Linked DNA regions of Homo sapiens: region 2 is linked to region 1. The links are chromatin contacts, found by Hi-C or POLR2A ChIA-PET in ENCODE. All regions are on one chromosome and are shown on one strand. Each heading gives the region's core, a stretch centred on a gene start or an enhancer-like site at or near the end of the contact. The rest is flanking DNA. Distances are from core to core; before and after follow the strand shown.

What was found. A loop is a pair of places that touch in the nucleus more often than their neighbours do. ChIA-PET counts read pairs that join two places held with the same protein, here RNA polymerase II (POLR2A). Pooled maps may share reads with other maps.
Region 2: a pooled map shows a loop between it and region 1 (2.3-fold over the local background). The contact joins the enhancer-like site here to the promoter of ITGB3BP in region 1. A Hi-C loop is called at or near these places in 5 of 50 pooled maps. POLR2A ChIA-PET finds 5 or more read pairs at or near these places in 2 of 52 experiments (GM12878 and activated naive CD8-positive, alpha-beta T cell).

Annotation. Positions count from the first base shown.
Region 1 is chr1:63,521,221-63,526,626 of GRCh38, reverse strand. It overlaps ITGB3BP (integrin subunit beta 3 binding protein), which reads left to right and starts at 3,402. Exons shown (of 9, transcript NM_014288.5): 1 at 3,402-3,498. The coding sequence starts at 3,494. EFCAB7 (EF-hand calcium binding domain 7) reads right to left here and starts at 3,102. Exons shown (of 14, transcript NM_032437.4): 1 at 2,993-3,102; 2 at 868-1,055. The coding sequence starts at 1,054. RefSeq lists enhancers at 3,139-3,218, 3,380-4,003.
Region 2 is chr1:66,335,178-66,340,047 of GRCh38, reverse strand. The region is part of intron 8 of PDE4B (phosphodiesterase 4B); the gene reads right to left. Among named protein-coding and RNA genes, the nearest start is that of SGIP1, 200 kb to the left of the region's middle. RefSeq lists a silencer at 1-62 and enhancers at 2,953-3,002, 3,063-3,112. Within about 2 kb of position 3,312, at least 32 of the 41 ENCODE cell types and tissues checked have a DNase peak (open chromatin) inside an H3K27ac peak, as active enhancers do; they include GM12878, where a contact is called at or near this core.

The DNA of each region.
Region 1 (5,406 bases), core at 2,153-4,652:
TTAAACTACTTTACAAATAATGTATTTTATTTAGACATCAAATAAATTTTAATCTTGTCAATTCTTGTATTCCTCAAAATACATTTCCTCAAATAGATCTTATTGGATACAAACTCAAGACACTGCTGCACAAATATGTCAGGGTTTTGGTTTAAGAAAATTCATTATAAAATTGGCAAAATAACTCAGTTTCTCTACCCATAAAGTTATTAGCCTTGATGAAACTGACATGAGTAGTCAGTGTTATCTAGTACTGTTGTTTACTACTCTCTCATGACTAAAGATGTCCAAATCATTTGATACTCCTGGAAAGAACCAAATTTGGTGGTTTTGGGGACCTTTGTAATGAGAGGAATTTTTAAATGTGATAAAGGACAGAAGCAATAAAAGACAAAACAAAAAATAAAAATAAGAAATAAAAAAACCCCAACTCAATTCTCTTTTAAAAGTTCACTTATCTCTCAGTACTTCACTTTTTCAGACATTCCACCCATTTTTACACATCCTTTACACTTTCCTCAGTATGGGTCAAATTCAGGCTAGTGACTTAAGAGGCCAAAAGCGTTTTAATTTTATTATGATAAATCTTAAAGCACCAAAATGAGAATTAAAAGTATCTTAAGCAAGTAGTAATTGATAGAAGCTTTCAATTACCCATCTAGTTTGTATAAACATTGAAAGTTTTATTTTGTAGTTCCTAGAATATGTAACTATATGATATGACATAATAGCTTACTGTAGTTCCATTGCTCAAGCTTCACTAAGAAACTGGGATGATTCAACAAGGTAATTCTAATTTCAGTCTTTCGGACCTATTTATTAACTTTCAACAAAAAGGTGAAAGATTTAAAAATTTTAAAAATTTACCTAAGTAAAGTTGATCTTTAGAAATAATGTTTTCCAAGCTGCTTTTGAAGACAGTTAAGTAGGCAGCTCTACAATTCATATAAAATATTTCCTCTTCAGTTAGTGGAAATTTCTTTGTTCGAGGACTCTCTGAAGGTGTTGATTTCTGACTGGAGAAAGTTGCATCGCTTCGTGGACTGATCGCCATTCTATTGGAAAATAATTTAAAAATGTGTTTGTCAATGTGAGTCACTAAAACACAAATGTCACCATGTCTTTCAAATACAGGGAGGAGAATCAAGATTTTATACATAGAAGAAAATTTATAACATATATGAAAAGATCAAGATATTAAAAGTTTTATATGTGGAAGTAAAAGACGAATACTATAGTTGTATATGGACGTATTATATATTAAACAAGAATAAGCCTTTGGCAGTTAATTTCTAATTTTAGATATATACATATGTATATATATAATTGTTCAAATATGTGATAATAGCCAAAAGAACAAAGATATACACAAGAGAAGAATCACTGAACAAAGGAAGAGCACACATCTATTCTCTCAAAATACGAAAGTCAGATGACAGTCTTCATCAGGTTTTTAAGAGGAGCAAATCAGTTAATACATGTGAAGCATATACAATATTGCTTGACACGTAGTAAGTGCTAAATAAACTGCAGATAATGAGAAACTCCAGAATAATGAGAATCGGGATATGAGTGGTAGTTGACACCCATCTTCCACAGCAGGATCAACAAGATCATTTCATTAACATCTCAATAATGCAGCCCCACATTTCAAATAGCTATATTTTAAAAGTCTTATTTATAGCATTATCATAGTTTTACTGTGTTCCTTTATTAATAACAATATTTGGGGTTTGTATAGCACCTCTGTACATAAGAGCTTAAAGAACTGTCATACATCTTGTCTTATCCCTATTACAGCGGTCAGGTATTTTTTTGTCCGTTTTACAGATGAGGAAATTGAGGGGTAGCAATGTCACCCAGCTAGCAGTAAGTGGCAAAAAGCCGTAAATTTCACGAACAGTTTCTTCTTTGTTAATGTGGATATAGTACTGAACAATGGTTACTATGGGGTATTAGATTCTACTGGTGGTCTAACAGCTTCCAATATTACTCTACCCAGCTTTGACTTCTAAAAATAGATCTCCAACCTAATAAATTGAATATTTCAAGTTCAATAATAAGATAACACAGGTAGGGTCCCCTTCAGGACTCATTGCATTCCTACTCAGGAGGCCTAAATCACTTGCACCTTTTCGAATTATATAGATCATTTACACTTGGGAAAGAAAGATAATAATTGCTTATCATGGATGAAGTACCCTATTTATAATACGCAGGCCGCCTGCCTGACACTTTCATATTACACCAGATTTAGAAGGACCCCACAGGGATGTGGTGTCACAGTCTGGTTACTGCAAATTGGTAATACTATAATTAAGCATCAGAGTTCTAAACACATATGTGTGCATGCATCTCCTCACAAATGTGAAAGAAAACTGTTTCAAGAAGTAAGGGAGAATGAATTTCACTTTGCAATAAGCAATTTTAAAATATAAGTATATTTTAGGATCGTCCTCAAATATTCTTTCCAAACAAGGCAACTCCCTCACATGGAAATCCCAAGGCAGAAATGTGCCAGAATTTTATTCTTTTCCTTTCTGTGACGAGAAACCAAACTAAAGCTTAAATAAACATATAATTGCACCCCCCGCAGGCTTGGAAACCTCCCTTACTTAAAACTCCGGCCCGAGACTGAGACAGGGGCCTAGAGAGTACATTGCAGCAAACGGCTCCATAAATAACCAGCCACACAATAGCAAGAAAAATAAACTGTTAACAAGCGCCTAAGGCTTCTACAGGGCCAAGTGAAAACAGAAAGCCGTCCAGTCACCGTCCCTACACAGTGAAATACCGTCACAGGTAATCTCGGGCACCATCTCTCTATTTTTGTATTCCTCTGGAAATAAAACCGCATTTACATGTACATTTTAGGTACATACATGGACCAAATGTTTATGACAGAGAAGTAGACAAAGCAGAGGAAGGAGAAGCAGCTGCACAGAGAGGGACAGAGGGAGCGAAGAGACAGAGACAGCGAGCTGTTTGCTACCTAATTCTAGCTCACAAACAAGGAAGCGCAGCCAATTCTCTTCGGCGATTCAGCGTTCCTCTCACCGCAGCTGGACAGATCTCGGCCTTTCTCTAATCACCATGGCAACTGCACCTCACCGCCACCGGAAATAAGATGCAGAGCCCTTCTCCAAACGATCCGGCTAGAAATCTAGGAAGCGCTGATCCGGAGCGCACAGAGACAGCTGTGTTGCTCCTCTATCGCGGGGGTGGTATGGCCAGAGTAGTGAGAGAAGGTGCTCTGTTACACCAGCAGGAAATAGGTGCTGTCCTGGGCCTAGAACTCCCCGCTCGCTCCTTTGCTCGCGCACACCCGGATCCTTCGTCGCGGGGAGGATGTTTCCGCCCGGCCGCGGTGGGCTTGACGCAACGTCCAGCGCGCGCTTTTCATGCCTTGGCGTTTCCTTTGGCGGATTTTCTGTTTTCGGAAGTTGCTGGGTTCGTTTTATTCAGCGGCAGTGGTGCTTTCCCGAATCTCAGAATGCCGTAGGTATCTCCTCCCCAGGTATTGCTGTTTTGGGGGCCCTCTGCAAGAAGAGAAGATATTATGTGGCCCAGTAGCCTTTCTCGTTTTCCTATTTTTTCGGAGTATGAACTTGTCTCCTCTGTCCACAGGCAATTCCCTTCGCTTGGTACCCTCAACTCTACGTCTCCTCCAGCGGTACTCATACGATAGTCCTCCTTCGCTTTCTGTTTCTACGATGCTTTTGACAGATTTCGTAAACTGTGGGCTGTATTTAGGTGATGTCTAACTTGAAATAACATAAATAAGGTTGACACACAGGATGGGACAGAGTAGATGAAAACACGCCTTCGTAGTTTGTCAGTCCCTTGCCTTCATTAATGTGGCGCGTTCGTGTAAACCCGTGGGAGAACTCATGGACTGAGTGGGTCTAGATACCTGGATTCCAGATAAGACTCTTTCACTGTTGGGCAAGTCACTTATCGACCCTGAGCTTCGTTTTTTTTTACTTACACAAATAAGTTTGTACTGCATGATCTCTAAATTCCCATCTATGACCAATAATCTGATTATTGAGAATGACCATAGTGGGAATAGGCATTGTGCTAGATAAGATTCATCTGTTTTTCATATCCTTCATCCATCCTATATTGAGATGCATAAAATAGTTGCTACCCTATAGAAACTTAAAAAAGCCATTAAAGGTTGGGGGAGTGGGGTGGATATCAAACACCTGTAATTTCTCCTTGGCCGTCCTTGTCCTCAGGTTGATTTAGGTACCCCCTCTAGTGTAACCTGTTCCTTAGTTTATTTCAGGATTAAGTAAAATGCAAAGTAACACAGCTGGGGAAATTTTTGTATCAAATAGGAATTGACATGAAAGGGGAAAGCTGTACAGAAATGATAACCTATATTTATTGAATCTTGAATTACAATGTGGGTGCTGTATTAATCAATTTATCTACGTTTTTTCATTGAATCCTAAAATACTTTAGGGGATGGGGGCTGCTATTATCTTTACAGATAAAGAAACCCATCACCTAATAGGGTGTTCAACACAGCTGCCAATAAATGCATGTTTTACTGATGCCCTTAAAAGTTATGGATTATTGAGGAGGTTTTCCTTTCCCCAGAATTAAGCAAAGAGACTTGTTTCCCTACTCTTGCATTAGAAAAATCATCCAGTTCTCAAATAAACAAAGCTGCAAAGATAATGTCACACAATCACACACACAAAATCCCTAAGAATACAGTGAAAACAGAGGTGTATTTGCCAAACAAGTGGTAATACCTCCTGAACTGTGTGTATCTGTGTATAGGAGTGGGGAACCAAAAAACTATGAAAAGTGGAACTTTTTTTTTCTTTTTTTGAGGCAGAGTCTGGCTCTGTTGCCCAGGCTGGAGTGCAGTGCTGTGATCACAGCTCACTGCAGCCTCTACCTCCTGGGCTCCCACATGCCACCATGCCTAATTTTTTTATTTTGTAAAGACAGTGTCTCCCTGTGTTGCCCAGCCTGGTCTTGAAGTCCTGGGCTTAAGTGATCCTTCCACCTCAGCCTCCCAATGTGCTGGGACTATAGGAGTTAGCCACTGTGTCAGGCCTAAAAGTGGACCTTTTTGACAACTGTCTTCCTAACATATGCACACAAGATGTTATATTAGGCTTTTAGATAAGTATATTCTGGTAATAAATACACAACCTTAAAGTTGAGGTTAACATCTCACATATATAGCTAATATATATGTGAAACTAGCAATTACTTTGCTAATTTTCTAAGTTTTAGCAAAGTGATTTAAGACTAAATCAACAGTTAAGTAATGCATAAAACGTAATGGCATGTTAGTAGAGAATCTCCATCATTGTTAGTAAATTAAGTGTTTTTTTTTTTTTTAATGTGGTTACTGGTGAGGTCATAAATGAGTGGTGCAAA
Region 2 (4,870 bases), core at 2,063-4,562, 2.8 Mb before region 1:
CTTCTTGTTTAGTAAGTCCTGGCTTCCAGATGTCTGAGCTATCTCCACTTGTTGAGCACACTTTTACTCAGAAGAAAAATGTTTTGGAAGAATACTGCAAATGCAAGCACCATCGCCCTTGGTTTTTCTTTCATAGACAACAATGGCATACAACCTAGGAGCCTTTTAGACTCGGACATATTCTAAAAAAAAAAAAACAACAAAAAAAACAAACAAAAAAAAACTAAACAATTTTTAAAAGATGAGAAAAAAGTATTAAAAAAATGGAGACTAAACATTTATTCTGCTAACGGGTTGAATTCTATTTTTGAAGACTAGTGTTCTACATTTACATTTACATTTGACAATCTAAACATAACTATTATTTTTTCCCCAATGTGGAGAAAGATACTCCCCTTAAAATGATTTATTTATCAGATTTTGAGACTATTATGCTCTCTTATCAGGTAGCCAGAGGTAAAACAATCAAAGGCAATGTCCTCTTCATTTCTGTTTGTTTTTTAGAGACTTGCTCACTTGAGGACTTTCAAGTGAGTTAGGCAGAAAGATTGGGCCAAATGGATTACCATTGAGTAAAGAAATGGTTCTGTTAAAACCAATGAAGAACTATTTGAATAAAACAAAACAGATTACAAATCAAACTTACTACAAAGCACCAAATAACTTTCAAACTCTTTGATTTGCTAAGTTTTGAGAAGACTAGAACTTGGAATACTGAATTGCACTAATACTAATACTCACTAATACAACTCCATTTTGTCATAGAAAGAGTAACTGAAACAATGACAAAGAATAAATAGCTTAATCTTCTCTTTCATCTTTATTTGAAGACAATGCCCAAGGAAAACAGTGGACATGTTACTTCCAAAAATTTCCCTTACATATTACTGAAGCATTAATTCTCTGTTTTATGGTCATGTTCCATGCCTTGGAAAGGTTGTGGCATATAATGAAATTGCCCAAATCATTTGAATGATCATATAAATTAAAAAATAAGAATAACTTATCTCTTTTTTTTTTTTTTTTTTTGAGACGGAGTCTCGCTCTGTCGCCCAGGCTGGAGTGCAGTGGCGGGATCTCGGCTCACTGCAAGCTCCGCCTCCCGGGTTCACGCCATTCTCCTGCCTCAGCCTCCCAAGTAGCTGGGACTACAGGCGCCCGCCACTACGCCCGGCTAATTTTTTTGTATTTTTAGTAGAGACGGGGTTTCACCGTTTTAGCCGGGATGGTCTCGATATCCTGACCTTGTGATCCGCCCGCCTCGGCCTCCCAAAGTGCTGGGATTACAGGCGTGAGCCACCGCGCCCGGCCAAGAATAGCTTATCTCTATTTCCCTTTTTATTTTGAGAAGCAGGGAAAAAGGGAATTTGGGGTTAGTCTACAGTGCTTTGAACAGACCTTTACTATCTTATCTTAGGCTATGTTGGAGAATTTTAAGAAACAGATAGTGAAGTGAGCAAATTGATCTGAAATAGGCAATGGATTAGTTTAATACTATTATTTGCATTTTTATGAGCACTTTATAACCATTTTCTATAATTGCGATTGCTCTTTCCCCTTACACTGCTTCCCAGGCAAGAAGACTGAGCTTAGGGCAATTAATGGCCATCCTAGAGGCTGTGAGTATGGTAGCTACAGAATATAAATTTGAACTAGGCCTCACTAATAATGCTTGCCACAGTTGAAAGAACAAGATCACCCACCAACCAATCCAAAATCCCCTTAGAAGAATTATTAAATAACTCTAAACTTTTTTCTTTCTTTATATGCCTCATTGGGATCATTGATGGTAAGTCAGATGGACTGGATATGAATCCTGGCTCTATGATTTACCTTAAGCAAGTTATTTCAACTTTGTATGCCTCACTTTACTCATCTGTAAAGCAGGAATAATAACAGTACCTATTTCAAAGTGTTACTGTGAATATTGATTACAGAATGAGGTAAAGAGCTTAGCACAATGTTTGCATACACCTGTAAAGGTAGTTCTGTTGTTTACTAATATTATTCAATCAATAAACTGAAGAGCTGGGTCTTTTCCAATTATTTTGTTTTATAGAAGAGAATATGGAAAGATTCCAAATAGTTTTATTGTCTATATTACTATACCTAAGTAAAGGCAGGGCTAGAACTCAAACTCATGGCTTATTCCTAGGCTCTTTTCACTTTATTTTGCTCCCTCCATAATTTAGTCTATATAAATCTGAGCAGTAAAGAGAGAAAAGTTGAACCAAAAAAATGTGTGAGTGCCCACCTGGCTACCAGAACTGATTTTAATTCTATTCTGCCCTCTAATCCAGGGTCACCTCTAACATGTGTGGGGCCACACACTGTAAGTCTAAATATACAAAGATATACATTGAGCTATCTCCTTTACCTTGACAGATATCCCTCCATAACAGCCTGGAAGGTCAGGTTGAATTTAGAATTCTTGAACTCCTTGGATATGGGTTGGCCCTCCTCTTTCCCCATGTCCTTCCATCTCCAGGGACCTGTGAGCAGCCGTCGTGAGCCCTGGACCGCAGCCTGCTTACCCAAGTTCCTCCTACACAAGTCTCTTCACACCTCTCATTGCTGCCTCTTGGTTAAACTCCTTAGGCCTAAGGGTGTGTATGCCTGCAGCACATCCCAGGAAGAGGCTTGTGTGGCCGGGAAGTGGGTTCAAAGCCATTTGGACAGAGAATGTGGGGGTCCAGCAGATGCAAAATGTAGTTTAGAGAGGGGAGCAAAGCTGCTCCCTTGGCCCGGCCAACTCCTTACTTCCTTGGGTGGAGGGCAGCAGAAGGAAGGCCAGGCTAAGGCCCTCTGATTACAGCACAGGGCCCAGCAAATGGATGCATCTTATGCTAAGGGCGGCACTGCTGTAATCATATCATTACATTTTAGGCAAAAGTGGCATGAATATTCCTTTCAAGGACTGAGCGCCTGTCTACCCTCTCTCTTACAGAGTTCTAAGATGAATCCATTGGCCAGTAAGATCTATTTCCTGTCAGTTCTGCAGGAGCTGGCATTTTCCATAGTTATTGATTATTTAGTTAAATACAAAATGGTTCACCCCTCATTAGGGCAATCAGCCTGTCATGATCACCATCCAGTGTCATGCAGCCTAATTCCCAGCTGGCTCGGGGCCTGGTAGAATAGTGTGACTTTATCCTGCAAACCCAAGAGCACTGGCAATTAGTTGCCTTTGTGCTCCATGTTTAGTACTGTAGTATGGCTGCACCTGAAGAACTGGAAAAATAAGCCTGCATAGCCAGGAGGACTCACTTCCTCATGATGGTTATCTGTAGCCGACTTCACAATGCCTTAAGAGAAGAAGGACCATCTATCTTCCATTTCTATCTTAGCAAACATTTACTCAAGTGCTAAGTCCTAATGCTTCATTCTAAAAAAAAAGTACTAATACACAGGGCCACTCTTCAACAACAGAATATCCATTTTCACCCAGCAGCACCCAACCTTTGTTCTGCATATAAAACAGCCCCAGAGCCAAACCAATGGAGAATGAAAAGGACAGTGGAGGGCGTTTGTGGGGGAAGTGAAGACAGTGACTAGTTGCTTGAATATAGCTTTTCTGAATACCACAGTATGTTCATCTTTTGAAAAACATTTAGCATTCTGGGTAAGAATGACCCTTTTGACGTTTTTCACCTGAAAATTCTAGGTGAAAGACTAGGTTTCTCAGTACAATGAGGGAAGGAACACCTCCCCATTCCCCGCCAGTCACAATTACGCCTCCCTGGGATTGTTCTGGGTTGGTCCTTCCTCAGCCACTGTTGTTGCAACCCTGTACTTTACTGACTGCGTCTGTCAGGAAGGAGACAGGAAATTGTAGTCACCCTCACAGCAGCTGCGCCATTCCTCCTATCCTCCTCTAATGACGTTGGTTGGCTTTGGTGACACGAGGTCAGGAACTGAGCCACAGTGAAGGTCAGGAAGATAGGTCACTGTTTATGCCGTTGTTGGGCTGGGGACCCTGCTGAGGCTATTTGCTTTCTTCCTTTCTATACTGTTTCTCTTTCCGTTCCTCTTTTTATAATGGAGAGCCAAAGCATCCTGTTTTCAAAACATCTGACTGTTTTGCCACTGAGGAACTCATGCTCTGATGCATTTTGCTGAAGTGTAAGACAATTCTTCTAATTCAGGAGGTGATGAAAATTGAAACACAAAATTAATGAACAATTCTAAGAAGGCAATCTGTTGTTAAGCAAAACGGCTAGCTCTAACATGTCTAATCGAATTTGGGCAGCTGGCAGGAGGTTCACTAGCCATCCTTTTCATCTTAAATAACAATACCATTGCCTTGTAAAACTTCTGCTGAACTTATTCCATCTTCTAGTAATTCTTGGAGGAAAATAATTTACAAGACTAACCTACCTGGCAGCACCATTCTCTAAAATTCTGGAATTCCATCTGGACTGTGGCCAGCATTAAGGGATCAGAGAAATTTGGGCCAAACAGAGGACGATGTTTCTTAGCTAACTCTCTAGGCTATGAAGTACATTTGAGAAAGTCTTTTAGGAGATTTGAATCACTCAGTTTTCTTCAAAATTTAAAGGATTAAGGAAAACAAACAAACTAAAAAAGCACAACCCTACCTAGATGAAGTAAAGATGAAAGATGCTTGCTTTTCCTCCACCAAACACAGTTAACTCTCTACCAGTTGCATGTAGACTGCACTTATGTAATTCCCAAATACCCCTCAGCATAACACAATTTCACCTATCGCTGTTCTTAAGATCAGACATTGCAAACAAAACTTAGTGGCCACGTAGCTGAAACAGAACTAGGAACACAGAGTTTTTGCAAAAATGTAGTGGATACCACTGATAAGTACACTCCCTCTATAACATTTCTTCACATCACTTCC